2 separate regions of the Homo sapiens genome follow, and region 1 is linked to region 2. A link is an interaction called in ENCODE POLR2A ChIA-PET data of the cell type or tissue named here. Cell type or tissue: PC-9. All regions are shown on one strand. Each heading gives the region's core, and the rest is flanking DNA. Links, peaks and the distances in the headings are about the cores only.

Evidence for each region. ChIA-PET counts read pairs that join two places held together with the same protein. Peaks named below come from ENCODE experiments on the same cell type or tissue, not always from the same donor. Only the 100,000 strongest peaks of a DNase experiment are listed, where the experiment ranks them.
Region 1: POLR2A ChIA-PET joins it to region 2 with 5 read pairs; 2 of 35 experiments call an interaction of 5 or more read pairs at or near these places.

Annotation. Positions count from the first base shown.
Region 1 is chr1:200,209,954-200,222,403 of GRCh38, forward strand. It overlaps the pseudogene CCNQP1. Among named protein-coding and RNA genes, the nearest start is that of LINC00862, 160 kb to the right of the region's middle. In PC-9, for the core only: no CTCF peak of the experiment used is centred there; no DNase peak of the experiment used is centred there.
Region 2 is chr1:200,111,476-200,123,925 of GRCh38, forward strand. It overlaps NR5A2 (nuclear receptor subfamily 5 group A member 2), which reads left to right. Exons shown (of 8, transcript NM_205860.3): 7 at 9,333-9,480. Among named protein-coding and RNA genes, the nearest start is that of NR5A2, 90 kb to the left of the region's middle. In PC-9, for the core only: no CTCF peak of the experiment used is centred there; a DNase peak (open chromatin) is centred at 7,526; H3K27ac peaks cover 2,142 bases.

The sequences.
Region 1 (12,450 bases), core at 4,540-9,539, 98 kb after region 2:
TTGAAGAGGAGTTTTAACACGTTGCACAGACGTCCAGTCTCTGGGACTGCTGAACTGTAATAAACTACACCATTAAGTGAAACATTGGATGGAGAAGCTGGCTCATTGGGTCGGCGGTTACAGTTATAAGTAGCTCCTTGGGATGCTAATAGATTAAGACGAGTGGTTTAAACTTCCAAGACAGACCTCCCGCTTTAGTAAACAGCAGAGTAACAGACTTACATAATACCTCAGGCAGTGTGCATTCTGGTATAGGCCCAGCCTCTAATTGTGTGACCTTGGACAGCTAATTTTGCTTCCCTAGACACCCCAGTCCCTTCATCTGAAAATAAGAACGTATCATGGGATCATCTCAAGTGTATCTAGAGCTCTACTGTTCTAGGATTCAACGACTGGTAAATCTACAAATATAATATTACATGATCAGGATTAAATGAACTCTAATGGGCAAAATGCATGATGTAGTCATCCAAATGCTAATATTGTAATGTGGATAGAAAGAACAGATTTTAAGTTCACCAAAAATGAAATCAAAATGGACCAGACATATTAATAGGAGCTCAACTTCATTTGTAATTTTAAAATGCAAATAAATACAATGAAATACCATTTTCACCTATCAGATTAGCAACAATGTAAAGTTTAAAGATATTCAGTGGTGACTGAGTGTGGGGAAACTGGTACTTTTAATGCTGTTTATATGAATGGAAATTGGTGGTCTTCTCAAAGGTCAACTTGTTAATATGTATCCAAAGTTAAAATACAGTCACGCTCACATAACAACGAGGATATGTCTGAGAGATACATCCTTGTGCGATTTCATCATTGTATGAACATCATAGTGTACTTACACAAGTCTAAATGATACAGCTTATTATATATTATATACATATAGGCTGTATTGTATAACTTATTCCTCTTAGGCTACAGACCTGTGCAGCATGTTACTGTATTAATATTGCAGGCAATTATAAGTATTTGTATATCTAAAAATAGAAAATATACAGTAAAAAATACAGTGTAAAAGATTAAAAATGGAGGCCGGGAGCAGTGGCTCATGCCTGTAATCCCAGCACTTTGGGAGGCCAAGGCAGGTGGATCACCTGAGGTCAGGAGTTCAAGACCAGCCTGGCCAACATGATGAAACCCCATTTCTACTAAAAATACAAAAATTAGCCAGGCATGTTGGCGCTTGCCTGTAATCCCAGCTACTCGGAAGGCTGAAGCAGGAGAATCACTTGAATCCAGGAGGCTGAGGTTACAGTGAGCCAAGATCGCGCCATTGCACTCCAGCCTGGGTGACACAGTGAGACTCCATCTAAATTAAAAAAAAAAAATTAAAAATGGTACGTCTGTATAGCATAGGGCACTTATCAGGAGTGGAGCTTGCAGGACTAGAAGTTACTCAGGGTGAGTCAATGAGTGAGTGATGAGTGAATGTGAAGGCCTAGGACATTACTGTACACTGCTGTACGTTTTATAAACACTGTATACTTACGTTACACTAAATTGATTTTTTAAATGTTCTTTCTTCGATAATAAATTAACCTTAGCTTACTATCACTTTTACTTCATAAATTTTACTTTTTTTCAAACATTTGACTCTTTGTAATAACACTTAGCTTAAAACACAAATTATACAGCTATACAAAAATATTTTCTTTCTCTATATCTTTATTCTATATACTTTTTTCTGTTTCTAGAAATTTTAAGTATTTTTTACTTCTTAAACTTTTTGTTGTTTTGTTTTGTTTTAGCTACAGGGTCTGCTCTGTCATCCAGGCTGGAATGCAAGTGGCACAATCAAGGCTCACTGTAACCTCAAACTCCAAGGCTCAAGCAATCCTCTCACCTCAGCCTCCCAAGTAGCTAAGACTACAGTCATGAGCCACCATGCCTGCTTGATTTTTTAAAAAAAAATTTTGTAAAGACAGAGTCTCACCTTGTTGCCCAGGCTGGTTTGAGCTGCTGTCCTCAAGCGATCCTCCTGCCTCAGCCTCCAAAAGTGCTGGGATTACAGGCGTGAGCCACCATGCCTGGCCAAATTTTTTGTTTAAAAACGAATACACCAACACACACATTAGCCTATGCCAACACAGGGTGAGGATCATCAATATCACCGTCTTCCACCTTTATGTCTTATCCTACTAGATGAATTTCAGCAGGCAGTAACACAACACGGAGCTGTTGTCTCCTACGATAACAATGTCTTCTTCTGGATGCCTCCTGAAGGACCGATCTGAGACTGTTCTTAAGGAGGTATCACTCTTTTCAGAAAGATGCTCATGGTGGTTTGTTTCTTTTTTCATGTTAGATTTGTGTGAGTCTATCATGGGCTACATTATGAAGGCTGTGACTTCACCCAGCAATAGGAATATTTTTAGCTCCATTACAATCTTGTGGGATCACCCTTGTATATGAGGATTGTCATTGACCAAAACATTGTTACGCAGCGCATGATGGCAACATATCCTTGAACACAAAATTTCACTTCTGGGAATTTAGCTTATGGATATACTTGCAAAAGCACACTAAGCTATGTGTACATTCCTGTACATTTTCAAAGAGAAAGTTTATATCATTTTGGTCATGTTAAAGACTTGGGACCGGTGGTTATATTCCTGTACACATAGCATAGTGTGCTTTTGCAAGTATATCCATAAACTGACAGGACAGAATTGTTTGAAAAACAACCATGAATATAACATAAATGCTCATTAACAGAAAAGTGGTTAAATAAATTATAGTATATCATTTTATGAAAAATTTTTTTTTTTTTGAGACAGAGTCTTGCTCTGTCACCCAGGCTGGAGTGCAGTGGCGCGATCTCAGCTCATTGCAACCTCTGCCTCCCAAATTCAAGGGATTTTTGTGTCTCATCCTTCTGAGTAGCTGGGATTATAGGCATGCACCGCCATGTCTGGCTAATTTTTCTTTTCTGACGGCGTCTCGCTCTGTCGCCCAGGCTGGAGTGCAGTGGCGCGATCTCAGCTCACTGCAAGCTCCGCCTCCCGGGTTCACGCCATTCTCCTGCCTCAGCAACCTGACTAGCTGGGACTACAGGCGCCCGCCACCACCCCCGGCTAATTTTTCGTATTTTTAGTAGAGACGGGTTTTCTCCCTGTTAGCCAGGATGGTCTAGATCTTCTGACCTCGTGATCTGCCCACCTCGGCCTCCCAAAGTGCTGGGATTACAGCTGTGAGCCACTGCACCCGGCCTAATTTTTGTATTTTTAATAGAGACAGGGTTTCACCATGTTGGCCAGGGTGGTCTCAAATTCCTGGCCTCAAGTGATCCACCCGCATCAGCCTCCCAGAGTGTTGGGATTACAGGCGTGAGCCACCGTGCCTGGCCCATTTTATGGGATATTATGCAGCTGTTTTTTTGTTTTGTTTTGTTTTTTAACTTTGTGTGCTGATAGGGAACGATGCCAAGAATATTATTAAGTGAAAACTCATGTGGGAGAGCAATATGCATAATATGATACAACTTGTGAAAAAAAAAGAAAAGAAAAGAAAAGAAAGAAAGGAAGAAAAAGGCCAGTCTGCGCCCCGGACCGACTCTCCTTCCGTCGGAACGACCCTCCTTCCGCCGGAGCCGCGTGGCCTCATGGAAGGCATGGAGGACGCCGGAGAGGAGGCCGGAGAGGACGCCGGAGAGGACGCCAGAGAGGGTGCCGCAGCGCCGGCAGCCAGGGTGCACTTCCGCGTGGCGAGGTTCATCATGGAGGCAGGTGTCAAGCTAGGGATGCAGTCCATTCCCATTGCCACTGCTTGCACCATTTACCCTAAGTTCTTCTGCGAGACCATCCTGGACGCCTTTGACCCTTACCTGATTGCCATGTCTTCCATTTACTTGGCCGGCAAAGTGGAAGAGCAGCCCCTGTGGGCTCATGACATCATCAGTGTGTCCAACAGGTACTTCAACCCAAGCAGTGAGCCCCTGGGATTGGACTCCCGCCTCTGGGAGCTCCGGGACAGCATTGTGCAGCGTGAGCTTCTCATGCTGAGAGTTCTGCGCTTCCAGGTCTCCTTCCAGCATCCACACAAGTACCTGCTCTACTACCTGGTTTCCCTCAAGAACTGGCTGAACTGCCACAGCTGGCAGCGGACCCCCGTTGCCGTCACTGCCTGGGCCCTGCTGCGGGACAGCTACCACGGGGGGCTGTGCCTCCGCTTCCAGGCCCAGCACATAGCTGTGGTGGTGCTCTACCTGGCCCTGCAGGTCTATGGAGTCGAGGTGCCCGCCGAGGTCGAGGCTGAGAAGCTGTGGTGGCAGGCGTTTAGTGACGACCTTACCAAGCCAATCATTGATACTATTGTGTCTGATCTCATTCAGATTTATACCATAGACACAGAGATCCCCTAAGGCCCTGGCCCAGGCCTGCCCAAAGAGAAGCCCAGGATGGTCAGCTGCCTGGGGACATTGCCACCACATCGCTATGATGGCTGGTCCCCAGAGGACCAGCTGGGAGGACTGGTTGTGCTGCTGGAGAAGGGCTGGTGAAGGCGATGACATGCTGCCGCTTTGACAGTCCCTAGCAGTCACGGTCCAGATGATGATGGTAGCTGTGCCTCCAGCGGGCAGGCCGGGAGCACACTGGGTGCAGCTGACCCAAAGGAGCCACATCTGCTTTTGTCCTTTGAGAGGACTCTGACTACAATAGAGGCATGATGCCAATAAAAGGAAAATCATGTTATCGATGACACTGAATCCCTAGGGATTTTTTTTAAGCCAGATTTATAGCGAGAATGAATGTGCAATGTGGCTGAAATCTATTTTGTGTAAAAAAAGGTGATGCAAGTCAAAAAAAAAAAAAAGAAAGAAAGAAAAAAAGAAAAAGGCCAGGCGCGGTGGCTCATGCCTGTAATCCCAGCACTTGGGGAGCCGGAGGCGGGTGGATTACCTGAGGTCAGGAGTTCGGACCAGCCTAGCCAGCATGGTGAAACCCTGTCTCTACTAAAAATACAAAAATTAGCGGGGAATGGTGGCACATGTCTGTAATCCCAGCTACTAAGGGGGCTGAGGATGGATGGATGGATGGATGGATGGATGGATGGATGGATGGATGATTGTTTTCAAAGAGAAATTTTCTAGAACTATTTACCATTTTGGTCATTTAAAGACTTGGGACTGGTGGTTAGAGGATGGGGGACACATCTTTTGTTTCTCATTTGATTATACTTTCTATTTGAATTTTTTTTACCATGATCATTTACATGAATAACCACATGCACTCTGATGCCTTGCGGGGGGGATGTTAGCCCTGAGGCCAGTCTGGACCCTGGCTGCCAGTGTGGCATACAGGAGATGATGGGACTCTGTGAACACAAGCACCACTGTGGTTTGAGTATGTCCCTCAGAGTGCATGTGCTGGAAATGTGGTCCCCAGTGTGGCAGTTGGAAAGGTAGGGACTTTAAGAGGTGATTAGGTCATTAAGAGGAATTAATGCTACTCTCCAGGGAATGCGTTATTTCTCATGAGAGTAAGTGAGCTCTCACTCTCTTTCAGGACTGGATTAGTTATCTCAAGAGCACGTTGTTATAAAGTGAAATAGTCCCTATGTTCTGCCTCTGACTTCTTCCTTTCTGCCATGTGGTATGCTAATGCTGTGCTCTTGGACTTTACAGCCTCCAGAACTATGAGCCCAGTAAACTCTCCTTTATAAATTACCTAGTCTCAGGCATTCTGTTATAGCAACAGAAAACACACTAAGACCTCCCTTCTGGTGCACACCTTTTATTTTTTCCCTTCCCAGTATTCCTTTCCCCTTCTTTTAGTAACAGGACCCATTTTCCTTTCTGCAACTGCTTTTCTTCCACCTCTCAGTCCATGTTTCAGGTTGGGAACTGGACTTTGACCCCCAGTTCCAAAGGTGGGCCTTGACCTTGGGCTGGCCAGGGCACCACAGAACTATCACAATGGCTTCAAGGAGGGGCACTGGCTCAAGCATGACCAATAAGAACATCCTCCAGTACTTCAGCTAGTGCTCCTGGACCAAGGCTCTCCCCTTCCCTCTAAGTGCGGGAGTACTAGAACAAATGTCTGGAACTGCTTTGACCATTGTTGCCACGACTGGGTGGATATTTTCCTGAAAATAAAGCAAAACAGAGGAAAGCAGAGCTTATGTGATGAGAGACAGATTCCTGTGGACACAGAGCACCTGGATCCAGCCATGCAGAACCCTTCTTAATTGCTTTTCTGTTATCTTAAACTTTATATGAGCTAATAAATTCTCATTTTTCCTTGAGCTGGTTTGAATTATTCTATTAATTTCATCCAAGAGTCTCTATAAATGTAAGCACCTTAGTAATTTCTTCAACAGCCAGCAGAGCCCATAGTGCCTTTTTAAGCCTTTGCCCAACGGTGTGGACTCCCAAGCAGCAGCACTTACCGTAAATATTTTTCATCATTTTGCTTGTGGTTTCCTTATGCTCCCACCCAGTCCTAGTACAGGGTCGAGCAGAGAGCAGAAACTCCTTGAAATGTTTGTTGCATGGGGCAATCATTCTAATTTTCAATATCCTAACATTGCCTCTGTGTAAGACACAAATATGTCTTAAATATATGTAAGACATGAATACTTTTTGTGCCTATTTTTTTTCTTACATTTTGGGTCTTTGCAGATATTAAAACTTTGGAATAGATGATGCAGAGCATAGATTCCTAAGCCTCAACTCTTCTTGCAAAACTTGAAGGACCAAGCTTTGCAAGAAGAGTTGAGGCTTAGGAATCTATGCTCTGCATCATCTATTCTGCTGCTCTGCCGCAGACCACACAAAGCCTTACTCAAACCTGCTACTCTAATGCTTGATGTCTGTATATTTATAAATTACTATAATAAGGCGAGAATTATAAGGACAGAAAAAACCTTTAAGTGAGCAGCCCAATTTATTTTTTCTTTTATTTCTCTCGTTCTTGATTTCTTTCTAGTTTGTTACCAAATTCTTAAACATTAGCAATTTAAAATATGTTCGAAATGGAAAAAATTGAAAATGGCCTGTTCTCTGAAAGTTCCTAGTTCGTAGTTGTAATAGCTGTTCAACATCTTCTTGTAGCCATAAGACAACTGCAGTTCCAGGCGTAGAAATCCTGATCCTGTTTCAGTGGTCAACACTCACTAAATAGTCTCTTACTACCCAAGAAACTGCTGTATGTCACAGGGAAATTCAATAAACAAGGTACACATCAGTCCATTGCATCTGAAACAGCATATTCACTACTTATCACTCAAATGTGAATTTTTTTTCTTTTTTGGAGATGGAGTCTCACTCTGTCACTCAGGCTGGAGTGCAGTGGTACAATCTCAGCTCACTGCAGCCTCCTTCTCCCGGGTTCAAGTGATCCTCCCACCTCACCCTCTCGAGTAGCTGGGATTACAGGTAGCCACCACCACACCTGGCTAATTTTTGTATTTTTAGTAGAGATGGGGTTTCACCATATTGGCCAGGCTAGTCATGAACTCCTGGCCTCAAGTGATCCACCCACCTTGGCCTCCCAGAGTGCTGGAATTACAGGTGTGAGCCACAACACCCAGCTTCAAATGTGAATTTCTAACCCATATGCAAACACAACCATCCCAGAAATGTGACTGGCAGGAGGAACCCTCATCCCTCAGTGGAAGATGTTCCCATTTATCTCCTCACAGATGTCACCACCACATGCCCTACTTAGTGGCCAGGAGTTCAGTGAGACGCTGCTCACCACATTAATTCATCAAGAGCAGGGTCAGCGCTGGCTCTGGGCACCCTGCACCCGCTCACCCTCTCACTGTGAAAGTTCACTGCCAGCCACCTCCTCAAACTGTCCATAAATCTTGGGAGATTTGGGGGCTCTGCCTGGGGCTCACCCTAAGGAGACACCACACTTCCTTGCCACACCTACCACAGACTCAGAGTCATCCAACAAGACCTGAAACAGAAAGTGACAGTTACAACGAGACACCTTACGAGGGGGTGTGGTGTGCGCAGTGCACAGTGAAGAGGCATCTGTTAGCTCTGGACACACCTCTCATCCCTTTGCTGCAGGACAGGTTGGCTGTGACCCACAGCAAATATAGTATGTAACAGCAGCCCTAACTGTGTCTGGCTGTCATGACTTGCAGGAGTCCTGGGGACCAAAAAGGCTGTAGCCTTCGCCTTTCAGTGTTCGATCTTTTGGTATCAATAAAATCAAAGGCAGACACAAAAGGGAATTGGAAAACCCAAGAGGAAAATACCACTGATACATTTCACTCAGCTGTTCCTACGGCTCCATGCCTTGGTCCATTCAGGCTGCTGTAACAAAGTACCACAGACTGAGTGGCTTACGAATAACAACAATTTATTTCTCACAGTTCTGGAGGCTGAAAATCTGAGATCAGGGTGCCCTCATGGTAGGGTTCCGGGAGGGCCATCTTCCAGGTTGCAGAAAGCCGTCTTTTCATTGTATCCTCATATGGTAGTAAGAGGCTAGAGAGCTCTCTGGGATTTCTTTTATAAGGGCACTAATCCCATTCATGAAAGCTGCACCCTCATGACTTAAACTACCTCCCAAAGGCCCGACATCCTAATACTATCACTTTGGGGGTAATATTTCAAAAAAGAAATGGGAGGGGGACACAAACATTCAGTCCATAACACTCCATGATACTTATACAAGGCAAAGCCTGGCCTTGGTGGCAGCCCAGTGGATTCCAGTTGTGTGTTCCCAGTGATGGCTGGAGAAAACACTGAACCCAAGAATAATGAAATGTTGGCCATGGTGGCCTACAAGGAAAAGCTACTGGCAATTGAGCCTTGATCCTGTTTTCAGGATCAAGATTTGAGAATTTTTTGTTAATGCTATTTAGCTCAAAGGTATGCTTTTCTCAGTTCTGCTCTGCATATAGTTTCTTGAATCCACTCCTCTTTCCCTCACTTGCGTTGCTGCACCTGCCCTCTGTGCTGTCAGTTCTTCCTTACTTAGGTCCACCCTGCACACCACCACCTCTACCTGAATAGCCCCTCATCTGAATACATGGAATCAGGCAGACCTGTATTTATTCATGTTACTCTCCTCAACCCATAAAATATGTTAGCATTATGATCAGCAGGTCACCACCTGCTGAGATCACTTAAAAGAGTGTGTGCATGTGCGTCTGTGTGTGTGTATGCATATAAAGAGTCTGTGTATATATATATATATTATAAAAACAGTACAGTATATATTGATCATATTATGTAACTGATTCTTCAGCATCTGCAGAAAAAATCTCAAAGTCCCTTGTCAACTCACTACCTGATTCTCCCTCATCACTCATGAAACCCCCATTCCACTGTACTGCAGCTCATACTACTCCATTTGCCCAGAAAGCCTCCTCTTTTTTATTTACCTCAGTACTGAACTGAAAGCACCTTGAAGGAAGGAATCATTTTATACCCATCTAACTTGATGTTTGAGAATAATAGGTGATTAATTCTTGGATTGACTGATTGATGACTTCTCTTCAGCCTTGTGATACACAGCTCAGAGTCCATTGCTTCCATAGGAGCTCATCGCCCACCTGCCTGCAGGGATCCCTTCCTCTTTTGAACGGGCACCTATTGGCTGTGCAATCCATTCAGCAACACACCATGAGATATCATTCTTTTGCTATTGTATTGTGCCTTTTAAATTAAAAAAAAAATTGGAAAATTTTTGTGGGTATGTTCTATTTTTTATGAGTTTATGCTTAATCTCTTCAGGGACCATATAATTTTTTTTCCCTACCACCATCTCTAAAGTCTTAAATAGGTCTCACAAAAAGTACAAACAATATTCATCCACTATAATTTAGAATATTAGTATTATTAATTCTAGAATATTAGAATTAATTCTAATTATGTATCTTGTTTACTTATAGGTAATTGATATTCATTATTAATTAAAACCAAATAGGTTTATTTTTACATGCTAGAATTTTGTAATTTCACATTTTTTTACACTGGAAAGTCAAGCTTTCTCTTTTCATCTTTTAGCAATTGTGAATGACACATGAAACATGACCTTTTGGTACTGAACTTAGTACTTTATAGTACTAAATTTATAATACTAATTATAGTACTATAAATAGTGCTAATTATAGTACTAATTTATTTCTAAATTGAGTACTTTATACACAATTTAGAAATTGAAGTGTAATTCCTAAGATTAGGAAAGATACATCGTCTAATTGGTCTTTGATATCTGTCCATGTGCATATGAGGATGTATTATTTTGTGTCTCACCTTTTATGGTGGCCGGCCTTCAAGATGGCCCCCAGGGATTCTTGCCTCCTGGTACTCATGCTCCAAGTAGTCCATAGTCTCTTCCCACATTGAGTAGGGCTGGCCTGCATCATCAATAACGTATCGTACAAATGATGGAGTGTGATCTCCAAGGCCAGATCGTAAAAGAAAAGACATTGCAGCTTCTCCCTTGCTCTCTCTTGGGCCACTCACTATGGGGAGCTAGGTGCCATGTCATGAGGACACACAAAGAGGGGTCCACAGGACAGGAAGTTGAGGCCTCTTGCCAACAGCCAGCACTGAATTGCCAACCATGTGAGCGAGCTACTTGGAAGCAGACCCTCCGCATCGGTGGATGTCAGCGGCCTCAACTGTACTTGACATCACTTTTTTTTTTTTTTTTGAGATGGAGTCTCACTCTGTTGCCCAGGCTGGAGTGCAGTGGTGTGATCTCAGCTCACTATAACCTCCGCCTCCAGGGTTCAAATGATTCTCCTGCCTCAGCCTCCCAAGTGGCTGGGATTACAGGCATCTGCCACCACACCCAGCTCATTTTTGTATTTTTAGTAGAGACGGGGTTTTGCCATGTTGGCCAGGCTGGTCTCAAACTCTTGACCTCAGGTGATCTGCCCACCTCAGCCTCCCAAAGTGCTGGGATTACAGGTATGAGCCACCACGCCTGGTCAACATCACTTTGAAAGAACTGGAGCCAGAACCATTTGTGTTCCTAACCCACAGAATTGTATATTATGCATGTTCACTGTTATTTTAAACTACTAAGTTTTGGAGTAATTTGCTATATTTTACTATATGACTAATATATCTGAAGATAGAAATTTTTACTTAATGTAAATAATAAAAAGAGAGTTTCTATGACAAACTAGAATGCTGTAAGTACAGATCAAAAGAGTCTTGTGAAAAGACAATCAGGGAAAAACAAGTTTCTTGTAGTGAGATGGATTGAGTGAACTTATATCTGAAATATGAAGAAAATACTTTAAAACTCAAGCAAAAAAAGAAAATAATATTGAAGACTTTATTATTTGAGGTCTTACTGATTTGTTTGGTTTGAGAAAAGAGTCCAGGATACACATAATGACCGTGACAGGTAACCACAAAAAGCTGAAGGGGTTGCCTGTGTCACTGCCCTAGTCCAAGCCAGTGTTCTCACCCAAACCATGATACAGTAAGAGCCTCCCACTAGTCTCCCCACAACCTCTACTGCCACATGTCCACACTGAAGCCAGAAATGTCTTTTTAAAATTTTTTTTTTATTTTTTAGAGATGGGTTCTTGCTACATTGGCCAGGCTGGTCTCAAACTCCTGGCCTCAGGTAATCCTTCCATCTCGGCCTCCCAAAGTGCTGAGATTACAGACATGAGCCACCACGCCTGGCCCAGATATATCTTTTCGATGTCTGCTGAATGTCACCATTCCTTCAAAAAATATTCCCTTGCCCCTCAGATGAAGCCCTTGAGTAGGGTCTCAGGACTGCATGCTGTGGCCCTGCCTTCTCCCCCAGCTTCCGTGATCTCTCTGTGCCCTCTAGCTCTACAGGCTTTCTGGAAGTCCTCCAAGTTTGTCGTGCTCCCTCCCACCTCTGGGCCTTTGCACATGCTATTCCCTCTGTCTGGTACACTCCCCAGGTCTCACCTCCAAACCACATCCTCCCCTTGAACTCTCCTCAGACTCTCATCTTTATCTCTCAAATCTCCGTGCCATGGGCAGCCTCTCAGGGAACCCTTTGCTGATGCCCTTGTCCAGGCAAGGATCTCGGTCATAAGCTAGTAGGGACCTTATACCTTTCCCTCCCAGCTTTGGCTGAGTGAGCAATTATTTGATTTTTGTGTCTCCCACAGCTGACTGTGGGCAGAGCCAACCCTACTGGGTTTGTGCCCTGCACAAAGGTGCCCAGCCCAGGTCACTGTCCAGTAAAGTCCTGCCTGGGCTCTGCCTGCCAAGCTCTGCCTAGGTCTGTGTCACACAGTTTTTGGTTTTTCTCTTGGGGAGATGAGGGGTGGGGATGATAGTTTATACTGGATACTCCATGAGAACAGGGGTGGCTTCTGATTTAGGTCACCATTGAATCCCCAACAGTTAGCATAGGGAAGACACTCAGCAAATATTGCCTTAATTAGTTCATTTAGTAATTAAGGGCCAGTTCAGTCAGGACTTATCTTAATTTGAGGACTGTCTAAATTTTTCTTGCCTCTAAGTACCAT
Region 2 (12,450 bases), core at 4,542-9,541:
CTGCTCTGATTATTATAGTTAAACTTGTAAAAGCAAACATAATCATGAACATTCTGCTGCTTCCAGTCTGCTGGGACTGAAAGTCCTGCTTACAAGGGTCCGAAGAACTGGTAAATGAAACGTAATGATTAGTACCCAGGTTTTCTTTTTCCTCGAGCTTCTGCTTTAACCCAAGACACTTGTTTGTCAGCTGTTTTAAAACCTTATAACTTGTGGAGTCCTTACTATTTTGGAAAAATATTGGTGAACGAGATGGATTTGGATGTCATGAATAATTGAAATAGTTGGTATAAAGGCAAATGAGAAGGGAGGGGAATTTCAGTTTTCAAGATCCAGTCATTCAAATGAAAGATAGAGAGAATAAAATTACTGTTAGGTCCTACACCTTTCTGAACAGATGTTTGTTCGATCAACAAAAATTTATTGAGCATCCTACTCTGTGCTAGTTACTTTTTGGGGGCTTTGGTGTATATTAGTGAACAAAATAAAAAGGTTCCTGCCCCTGCGGAACTTAATGTTGTAGCAGGGAGAAGCTGACATTAAACAATAATCCTAAGAAACAAGCCTGTAATATGTTAAAGGTCAAAGTGCTACTGAATAAAAGAAAAAAAAAAAAAGGAAAGAACCAATGAAAAGAAAATCAACACTCATCCACAGACATGTGTTGCAGTGTGACCCATAAGTTGCACTGTGAAATAGGAATGGTTGGTTTGGCTTTATTGGAAATGTAACATTTGAGCAAAGTCTTAAAGGAGGAGAGACAGCTTTGTGAATGTCTTTGGAGAGAGTCTACTTAATAGACCTAACTGCAACTTTACAGGAATTTAGGCAAGTCTCTCCAGTTTCTTAACCCTCCGTTCTACAACTGATGTGCTATTTAAATAAATGTGTGGGACACAGTGATTCCTTCAATCCTTTGGGTCATACCTATTCAGGGTCCCACTGCATTGTTCAGCAATGGTGACTTCAGTACTCGGCACCATGATCTTTTATGTTCAGCCATAAATGTTTATGTGCTGTGAAACCACAGCAATGCTATTTGGAAATGAAGGGCTGTCTCCACATCATTTGCTGTATTATTAATAAATCAAAATTTCCCAATCAAATTAAAAGCAAGCACTATTTCAGAGTTTTTGCAAATTGGGTCAATTCAAGCATCTCCATCACTATCTGGTCCTTGCTATCTGCACCTCTCAGGAGAAAAGCGTTGCAGAGGAGAAAATAAAGTCTCAATGGGTTTGACTTCCTGTGCTTTCAAATTTTTTTTGGCATTTTCATTCTGGGACCCAAGTCTTTGGAGAAAATGTACCCATTTTCAGAGTCTAATCATTGGGTGTGCCTCCCACCTTCACCGAACTAGGAGCTGCATTGGAAGTACAAGACTGGGCCCACTAATTAATTTGATTTCATTTCCTTCTGAGTTTCAGAAATGAAATGGGTTTGTGCCGTTCTTTTTCTCAAAGCACTTCCATTCCTGCTCTTTAGAAATATTTCTTATTTCACATTTCATTTTGCCTTAAGTGCTGCCCGTGGGTGAGGGTAATTACTATTTAAAAAATAGAGAAAAGTGCATTTCTTGCTGTCTGATTTTCAAAACCAAGAACAATCAAGGAATGGATGGTATTATAGTTTTTTGGATCAATTACTGGTGCTTTGTGTTTTGTCATCAGAACTGAATGAGGAACTCCATGGTGGAGAAATAGTTATTTCCTTATATGTTTCCTGCAGCCTGGATTCTTCCAGCTCCCCTCCCCACTCTTTAAATATGTTTCCTGCAGCCTGGATTCTTCCAGCTCCCCTCCCCACCCTTTAAAGTGTGCCACAGGTCTGTCAGAACCCCTCCCTTCACTTTTTTCATCCAGTCCAGTGGCTACCCTAGTAATGATTAATTGTAATCAGACATTCTCATTTATGGCAATTATGGTAGACATGTTTATTTTCTTTTGCGGAATATCTAGACAAAACGTTTTGAATTTATCTCTGTGCTTCTTGCGTTTCATAGGATGGAAGCAAAAGTGCTGCAAAGGAAGACTTCAAAAGCCTGTAACCTCTCTATCAGAATGAGACAGATATCTTAAAGCAGGGTCATATACATGTACTTCTTTTATATCCTCACAGTACCTAGCACAAAGCTGAATATGTTGGGCACATGATACATATTACCTGATTGAACTAAATGAGAACTATTGTATCTCTCCTGGTTGCTTGATTAAAACAAATTAAGTATAATTTTTTTGAGAATTATAAATACTTCCCTGAGTGTAAAAATGGGAAAATTAGATTTTTGCTACAACAACATTACTTTGTGTACACAAATTTTAAGAAGGTAGTTAAAACAATGATGAGTGGAAGGAAAGGAATATATTAAGTATAAGAGTAAAGCAATATGCTAGAGGAAAAGAGGATTTATAAAAAAGAAAAGAGGCCGGGCACAGTGGCTCACGCCTGTAATCCCAGCGCTTTGGGAGGCTGAGGCGGGTGGGTCACTTGAGGTCAGGGGTTCGAGACCAGCCTGGCGAACATGGTGAAGCCCCATCTCCACTAAAAATACAAAAAAATTAGCCTGGCATGGTGGCATGCGTCTGTGGTCCCAGCTACTTGAGAGGCTGAGGCAGGAGAATCGCTTGAACCCGGGAGGCAGAGGCTACAGTGAGCCAAGATCGTGCCACTGCACTCCAGCCTTGGCAACAGAGCAAGACGCCATCTCAAAAAAAATAATAGAAAAGAGGTGGAAGCTAGAAGATATATATATATATATACACACACACACATACACACAAATATATCTACATATATACATATATATACACATATATATACACACACATATATATGATATGAAAGTTGAAGGAGGCAGAAAAAAAAGAAAAAAAGAACTGCTTCCTGTTATGTTTATAATCCAATAACAATTGAGCTGTGGTTAGAGTATATTTTCTTCACTAGTGCAGACCATGTGCTCTCTGGTGTGTGTGTGTAAAATTCACACATACAGGTGTAATTTAGAATTGGAACAACCTGTTTTCGTGTCTCCATTCCAAAACTTCCTGGCTGTGTCATATTTAGCAAGTCGCTTTACCTTTTGAGGTTCAGTGTCCTCACCTGTCCAGTGGCAACTATGATGTTATCTACCAGAGAGAATTGCAGTAGGAATTACAGGAAGTATTCTGTGAAATGCTGACACAAAAATTAGAAGTCATCAAAACTAGGCCAGCGCAAGGGTGACATTTATGGAGTCAACAACCCCACGAAGAAAGGACTATTATCCCTCTTTGGCAGATGAGGAACCAAGGCAAAGAAAGATGAAGTGGTTGATTCAAGGTCAAGACCCATCTAGTAAGTGGCAGAACAGATGGTCAGATCGAGGCCAACTAGTGCTAGAGTTTGTGTTCTTTACCAACATGCCATACCGTTTATCTGATTAACTCACAGATGCTGCAGAGCTTGCCTTCACGCCGGCATTTAATATGGTCTTCATGTGTAATTCCAGTGCATGACAGACTCTATGGAAATTCCAAGCAAAACAAATTCATTTCCTTTTTTATTGAGACTAAATGGATATGCTTTTTTTGTGGTTTAGTTAGTTAGTAGTTTGTTTTTGGGGGAATTTTCTATATGGCATTGTAAGCACATTGTTACAGTAGATTTAAGTTATTCACAAGCAATTTTAATGTGATTGTTGCTTAGTGTTATGAAATTATTTTAATATTAAGAAAAAACTAAAACTATGAAAAAATCACTCATAATGCCACCACTTGAATCAACTTTTTGTTGAATTCTCTTCCAATCTTTGGGGGAAAACATGTATCTTAAAAGAGGATTTTTCTCATTTTTCTAAATAAAATAACTCGCCTGCCCCAGAGACATATTGACCTGCTATCATGGATTTGTGTGGAATGTGAACTTTCAAACACTGCTAGAAGTGTGTTTCCATGAAGCACTGTATTGAGGCCATGTTGTTGATATCATGGGAAAAAGTAAATGGTATTACCCCAATACAGCATGCAAAATTCCCCTAAAGGCAGCTTGGTACTCACTTGTAGGAGATAAATACATTTTTTAATTTAGTTAAAACAAATGCTTCTGATGGCCTGATAAATGAAGGGAAATCAAAGATGTAAGGGGAAAAACATTAGACACAGCTCTGCAGCCAATAGTGATAAGAGGCATAATTCATCCACCTAATTAATGACTGCCCTTTGCATAGTGCTTTTCACTGTGTACTTTCACAGGTAAGCCCCATTACACAGGGTCAGAGAAAGTGCGGGGAAATTTCAGAGGAGGAAGTGCAAGGAGAATAAGATGGGTGTTCTAAGCTGTCCAGATGATTCAGCTTCTATAAGGAAGTGCCTTACCCCTAAAGTGAGGATATTTGATTGTACTCTCCTTTGTAAGTTGAGGAAAACACCATTGCTTAAAATCCTTCTAGGTCAGAGGAACAGTGACAGGCAATTACTAGATGAAACTTTAACTAAACTCGCCACCTTTTTCAGCCTCAGCCAGAAGAAATACAATTCACTCATTATAGATTTCCAGGTTTACTTACAGTATTTTCTCAACTGCCCTGTTGAGAAAATGATTACTTCTGAAACAAATGAAAATGTTTATACTGAGTATTTTGAGATTGGCAAATAGGAATATTAAATATGCCTCAGTCCACAATATCAGGAATGAAGTCCCAACACAAAGGGAACACCAGACAGTGATTTTGTTTCACCTTGAAAGCATGTATGTCATGTCTACACATTGCTTTATAGTGACCCTTTGGACAGACAGAGGAATGCAAGACCCCAGGTGTTCCGTAGCCCAATCTTCTGGCTTTTTCTTACTAAACACAGCTCACTGTAAATAATGTGGTGAATTTGTCATAGCAGAGAAAAAAGAAAAAGACTAGCCTGGATTTTAAAAAATGAGTGACTATCCAGGAAATTGCTCCTTGGAGCTTGAAAAGAGAAGAAATATAAAATAGCACAGCCTTTCTCTTAAGCCCAGTGGCTCACAAGTTTGCTTAATAAATGTTTGCAGAATTGAACTATGTCTGTTCATAGTTCATTCAGAACTAGAGAAACCAAAATAGCCCCACTGCAAAGAGCAGCCCAGGACACCAGTACATTGTATATTGAAATGAGGATTCAGTGTTTCACTTAACCCTGTAAGTTAGCTATTATGTTTTAATTGCGTCTTTGAATCAGGCATCTACATAAATGTATATTAAATAGCCTTGTTAAGCAAAAAGGAAATTATGATTATCAGTAATATTAAGCACTTCAAATGTTCTATATAGTCGCAACTTAGTTATGAAAAGAATTATTTCCTATCCAATATTTTAAAAACTACACACGCACATATGCACACATATATCTATGTATGTATAAAATAATAATGTACTTTGAAGTGGGGTCAGGTTTTAGTATTTGCATATTGTTGCTAATTAACAGCCACTGTAACATCATCCTAAGGGAAAGGTCTACTGGCAACTTATTATCTTCTATTATTGTGTATCATATTAAAATGACAGGCATCTTATAATATACAAGTCATCAAAATTTCAGTGATTAGAATTAAAAGCAATTTAGGTAAAACTGTTTTCTACTTTTTCATGATGAGTGAAATTTATCTAAAGGGGACATCAGTTTAGAGTATTGCTTCAATATCTCCCTTGAATTTAATGACACAAAGATTACATGTAAGAGAGCAAAAAATTAATTTTACTAAGTACATAAAAGACAAGGCCAACTGCTCCTGAAATGAGCACAAACTCTGCATTCAACAATGAAAATATAATTATGTTTGTAATAAAATGTAAGGAAGTTGGAGATCTGAATGTTGTTTCAAGAATAAATCACCTATCCTTCTTTAGAGCTGTGCAATTTGATAAATATCCTTGAAAGAAATGTTTTCTAAGCCCCCATTTAATAAGCATGTTTGAGCTTTCAAATTAGCATGTAAATAAATGTATAGTTATAAATTTGTTGGTAAACCAATTGATTTTTTGAGGTCCATCTCACTAAAGGTCTCTCACTAAATATATAATCCTATGAAACAGATTCCTTTCCGTTATAGTGTACTACATTTTCACATATGAAATTCTTGTATTTGAACTTATTATTATACACCTGTTAGAACTATACACAACAATATTTAATTAACTCCATCTTAATAATGGAAAATTAATACCAACATATTTGTGTTTCATTTTAGTATGGTCTTCCTGATTCAGGCCTTAACTAGTGATTTTTTTTTCTTTTCTTTTTTTTTTGAGAGAAGTCTTGCTCTTGTCCCCCAGGCTGGAGTGCAATGGCGCAATCTCGGCTCACTGCAACCTCCGCCTCCTGGGTTCAAACGATTCTCCAGCCTCAGCCTCCCAAGTAGCTGGGATTACAGGCACTTGCCACCACGCCTGGCTAATTTTTGTACTTTTAGTAGAGATGGGGTTTCACCATGTTGGCCAGGCTGGTCTCGAACTCCCGACCTCAGGTGATCCACCCGTCTCGGCCTCCCAAAGTGCTGGGATTAGAGGCATGAGCCGCCGCACCTCGCCTTTTTCTTTTTTTTTTTTTTTTTGAGACAGTCTCACTCTGTTGCCCAGGTTGGAGTGCAGTGGTGCAATCTCAGTTCACCGCAACATCTGCCTCCTGGGTTCAAGCGATTCTCCTGCCTCAGCCTCCTGAGTAGCTGGGATTACAGGCATGTACCACCACGCCCAGCTAATTTCTGTATTTTTAGCACAGATGGGGTTTCACCATGTTGGCCAGGCTGGTCTTGAAGTCCCGACCTCAGGTGATCCACCCACCTCGGCCTCCCAAAGCACTGGGATTACAGGAGTGAGCCACCGCACCTGGATCTTAACTAGTGGTATTTACTACAATATACTTTGTATATATTAAGCTACAGCTACAGCGCATTCCGTTGATTCCAAGCTTAAATTGTTAATCTTGTCCCATCTATGATTCTTGATAATCATAGAAGTGAGAGGTACCTTATTATCATCACCTAACTTAACTGCCTTACTTAAAGATAAGGACACCAAGGGATGGAGATTTATACGTACTTGTCCAAGGCTCTTCGTTTGTAAGAGGCAGCATTGGCTCGGGTCTCTTACCTAGTCTCTGGCTTTTGCCACCACTGTTGTACCATCAGGCCTTCCTGCTCTCATTCACTCATCTATCCCATTAGTCTCAGTAAAATTTGTATTATTATTATCTGAAGTAGTTGACTATGTGCAGTTTTTAAAGAATTTATAGCATAGGCACCTTTTTAAAGTAAGGACTTTCCTTGAAGTAGAAAGTTCCCCTGTAAGAGAACTGGCAAAATGATAGTTGAGACGTCACTTTGTGTGCTCTGCAAATAATCCCAATGTGCCCCACAGAGTTCAACAGTGTGTCCTGCCTCCTTCCAGCTCAGGGTTCAGGTTGCCCAGGTACTGACCCTTCTTTCACACATTCTGAAACAGAAACCACAGGAGTTCTTACAACACTTGATGTTTAAATTTAGTGCGTAGATGCCAGCACCTGGCTAAAGCAGGTAGACAGTGCTGTACATGATGCAAGAGCTTTCCTCTAACACACATTAACTGTGGCTTTTTCATGCATAGTTGACTCTATATAAACTGATTGACACCTTTGGGGGTCATCTTTCCTCTGACTCATAATTTTTCTCACTCTTGAAAAAGGTTTCTGTACACCCAGTATTCTCTAGTTAAAGCTGAAAATTCAACTCATCATATTTACACAATAAAAAAAATCCATTCTGCCTTGTTTTTAATTGCAAATTCTACTCAAGGGACTAGTTCTCCTGCTTAGGAGGCAGCCCTGTGCCTTCTCCTAGAGAAGCAAGTGCAGTCAATTATGGTAATGAAATGTCAATAAATATAAAAATTTAATACAGTCTGCTCTGGGTGAGTGGCAGATGAGGACTTGCCTCCCAGACAAATTTGCTGCTGCTGCAAATATTAAATGCACCTAAAAGAGTATCTGGTTGCCTGAGAGCTCTCCAGTAAAAAAAGGATGGGAGCGTCAGGTACCAACTGGGCTTTCCCATTATGCTGTAATCGCAGCAGCAAAGCCAGTGCTATCACTGACAGCCATCCCAACATCTTAACTTGTTATAAATTGAACTTCTTATGTCCCCATGAATAATCTAAGATTGGTGCCTAGCAACACTTTTTTTTTTGAGACGGAGTCTGGCTTCTTCCCCCAGGCTGGAGTGCAATGGCACGATCTTGGCTCACTGCAACCTCCGCCTCCCAGGTTCAAGCAATTCTCCTGCCTCAGCCTCCCCAGTAGCTGGGATTACAGGCACATGCCACCACGCCCAGCCAATTTTTGTATTTTTAGTAGAGATGGGGTTTGGCCTTGAACTCCTGGCCTCAAGCGATCCGCCCACCTCGGCCTCCCAAAGTGCTGGGATTACAGGCATGAGCCACCGTGCCCGGCCAGCACTTTTTTTTTTTTAATGAAAAGGGAAATAAGCCTTTTCTTTTTTTGCTTCCAGACAACGGAATTATTCTCCTAAATAAAGTTATTGCTGTCTTTAGAGAGAAACACATTAATCTGATGTAATCTAATGTAATCATCTGAGAATAGCAGTTTTATGTCATGCTTTTTAGGAAACAGAAAACTAAAGAATAATTTATTTGTATTTATTTTAAATTTTTAAATTAACACTTCTGCTGTTCTATAAAGAATAATTTAAATGTGATTCTTTCATCATCCACAAACATCCAATCTTGAACTATGATTACTTTAAAATGTAGTCTCATAATACAAGTAGAAATATATCTGCCTTTATTTTCCTCATGCACTAGTTAATATTGTATATACATAGAACACTCTCCTGGATTCACTTTTCATGGACAGTATGTTTTTCTTTCACCTTATTCATGAGAGTTAAAATTTTTTATCTTATGTGATGATGTAATTTCATAATATAAAAAAGGCATATATACTTGAAAAATTTAGGTAGCCAAAACCTCTTTCCTACAAAGCTTATCAAAAGTGATTATATTTATCAGACATAGTAATTCTGATGCATTTTAGAATCATGGAATGTGCCTCAAACTACTTGCATGGGGAAAATCCCTTCTGTTATCAATCTGTATTGTGGCCAGGCATGGTGGCTTGGGCCTGCAATCCCAGCACTTTGGGAGGCCAAGGCCAGAGGATCACTTCAGCTCAGGAGTTCAAGACCAGTCTGGTCAAATAGTGAGACCCCACATCTCTATTCTATTTTAAAAACCTGTATTGCAATCTGATTTTACCCATAGTTCTTACGACTCAGGTGAAATACATATTGCTGATTCTGATAGTCCTTAAAACTGTGATTCTGTATTGCAGGTGGACTATTCCATAATAGCATCACAAGCCGGAGCCACCCTCAACAACCTCATGAGTCATGCACAGGAGTTAGTGGCAAAACTTCGTTCTCTCCAGTTTGATCAACGAGAGTTCGTATGTCTGAAATTCTTGGTGCTCTTTAGTTTAGGTAAGAAATCCTTTTCTCATGCTGTGCTCAACCAACGATTGCTAAATGATGTTGAAGTTCAAATATCTTGTGGTCCATGTATGTTTTTGTTCTATCAATATAATGCCCTTCCTGTCAAATTATGAAATCTTCAAACGTGAATATATTTTCATATATATTTCTGCATGATGCATAGCCCTTCAGTGGATACGTTGGGGAATGGAAAATGAGTTATTCAATTGACTCATTCAAATGAGTCCTGGTTTTTCTTCCATAATATACAGATAAGCAATAACCAAATAAAGCTATGACAAAGGTTTAAAACAGACAGCTTAGGAAAGATGTATGGTATCAAATTTTAGCCATCTTTCTCCCATTGGTAATTTCTATGTGCCTTTCGTTTCAACTTGCTATTTACTTCTGTTTTTATTCTTCTAAAATATGAATCGTAATTAAAAACCTGTATTTAAATCTCTATCGGGATTAACTAGAGAATGTTTATAACCAGATGCACCACTATGCAAGTACAAAAGATGACAGTTGTCAAGGGGAAAGGATGATTCTTTAGGAAAGCTTTGGAAAAGAAAGATAACTAAGCAAGACAGATTAGCTAAATCAAGGTTCTCAGTGAGTCAGTTGAGAAAAATCACCACAGCTTGGAATAAAAAAAGGATTAAGGAGATGGATTTTTATTGACTTCAAAGGAACAGATTTTCCTGTCTGTCCCTTACTTGATTTCTGTATTTTGTTGGCTTAATAAAGCCAACTTAAATAAACTTTTTGCCAAGTCCATTTATTACTTATTGGCAGACAGCTGAGGGAGGCAACTTCCCTTGAATGAAAAAAATGCAGAAATCAGATTCACCAACATATGTTTTTTCTTTAGTCTTCAGTTATAAGATAGTTGTGAATTCATATTCTAGGGAATAAAACAATAAAACAAACTGCAAAGTAAAACAGATGTGTCTACTCTCCAAATTTGGTACTTTATTTTTAAAATTCTTCTTGACAGGACTGCACAACTGTTGCTAATAAAGGGGTAGTTTGAAGTAATAGAACCAGAGTTAATTTTTCATGTATAGTCAACATTTAAAATAAAAAGAGCATTTTCATATTTTGGAAAATGTGATAAATACAGCAAAAAGAAATGTTACTGAAAATTTAAATGGACAACAGAATTTCATGGATGTAACGTTCAAAGGTTTACAATGCCAAGACTGGATCCTGTGTGGTTTCTGTATTAACCACAATAAAAAGGAAAGTTCTGTTCAAGTAAGTCTGCATCTTTTACCCGAGAACAGTGTTTAGAATGTTAAAAAGGAAGATAGCAAGCATACGCCTGCTTGCTGTAATCGCACAAATTATTCTGGTTTATGTTAAGATCTTAGTCTTTTAAACTAGTGCATTTGATCACTAATTAAATGGAAAATGTGGTAATATATGTATAAGAAACTGTATAGCATCTTAGTGATAAAATATTTACAGGGTCATCTCATTTCAATGGTATTTTAAATTAGTTGAAGAAATGTATTACATTTGAAGATGTACATATTAACCATGAGCCATCTTTAGTTTTCAGCACTTTTAACTTTCCTTCATCATCTTCCAAAATTATTATATTCTCTGCTAATACTATAAGGAGGGGGTTGGGCTAGATCTGAGATGCTTTCAACTTTTGAACCTCAAAAATTATCTTCCTGAACAACTGGGCCATGTATTTACCAGAACTTTAGTCATACACTCTGATGTTTAATGAGCACTTCGATTGTTTCAGGAGCCCAGTACACCAGTGAATAGCTGGCCTAAATGTCCATTAAATCCATGTCTATTTGTTGCTTAAGGAAGAAAGGAAAGCATGGCTTTCAGATCAGAGGCAAATAGAATTCTGGCCGAGAGTCTATTTTTTTAGAGAAGCAGGAGAAAAGTAACCAGTAGTAAAATTCAAGTAGTTTCTAATTTGTGAGTGGAAAAACTTTTTACTCTGTAGAAACAGTGGCTAATCAATTTTTTGAATTTCACCTTTATTGAGGTATATAGATAATTAACTTTAGGTGCCTCAGCTAGCCCCAAATGCTGGTTTTACCTGTGATTAAGGGTGAAATCATACCAGAGTCACTCTTGAAAGTTAAGGCCAAGTCCTAAGCTGGTACCTGCTGTCCCAGATGCTCCTCCTGAGCCTCGAGTCCCCTGAGTCTGAAGCCTGCTATATTTTTGTCTCAGCCCAGCCTTGAGACTCTTTGGTCCTGGAGAAAAATGAAGATTCTGTGGACTAGTCAGAGGCCAGGGTCTATTCTGAGAGATGACTGCAGCAGTATTCTCCTGTGAGAGATGAAACAGTGTTTTCCAGATAGATTTGGTGAGAGAAGGTGGGATGTGGTCCCAAGCGGGTGCAGCGTTCCAAGCTAGAAGCACTACCAGTGTGAAAGCTTAAAGGCAAGAGAGAGCAAAATGAGTTTGGGGAACTGTTAGTTGATGGATACGGCTTGAGGGAAGCAGCAGATGTGGCTGGAGACATAGACAGGAGCCTGGACATGGACATGAAAGCCACAGATGCATTCAACACATACTCATTGAGTGCTTACTATGTGTCCAGCACTGAAGAAGGCACTGGGGCTATAGTGGCAAGAAGAAGTAAGTGCCATGGCTTTCATTCTCTAGACAATTAGGAAGTATAGCAGTGTTCTTAAGGCGACGGGGATGCGGTGAATAACTTAAGTCGATTTGCCTTTCTGGTAGCAGCATGGAAAGTGGACTGGACCAAGAACAGTGCTAGAAACCCTGTTTTCAGAAGTTTTATTTTTATTTTACTTATTTAATTTTTTTTTTTTTTTGCTTTTATTCCTGGCATGCTGTGATTTATTTTTAGAGGTGGTTTTTTTTTTTTGAAACGGAGTTTCACTCTTGGTGCCCAGGCGGGAGTGCAATGGCATGATCTCAGCTCACCACAACCTCCGCCTCCTGGGTTCAAGTGATTCTCCTGCCTCAGCCTCC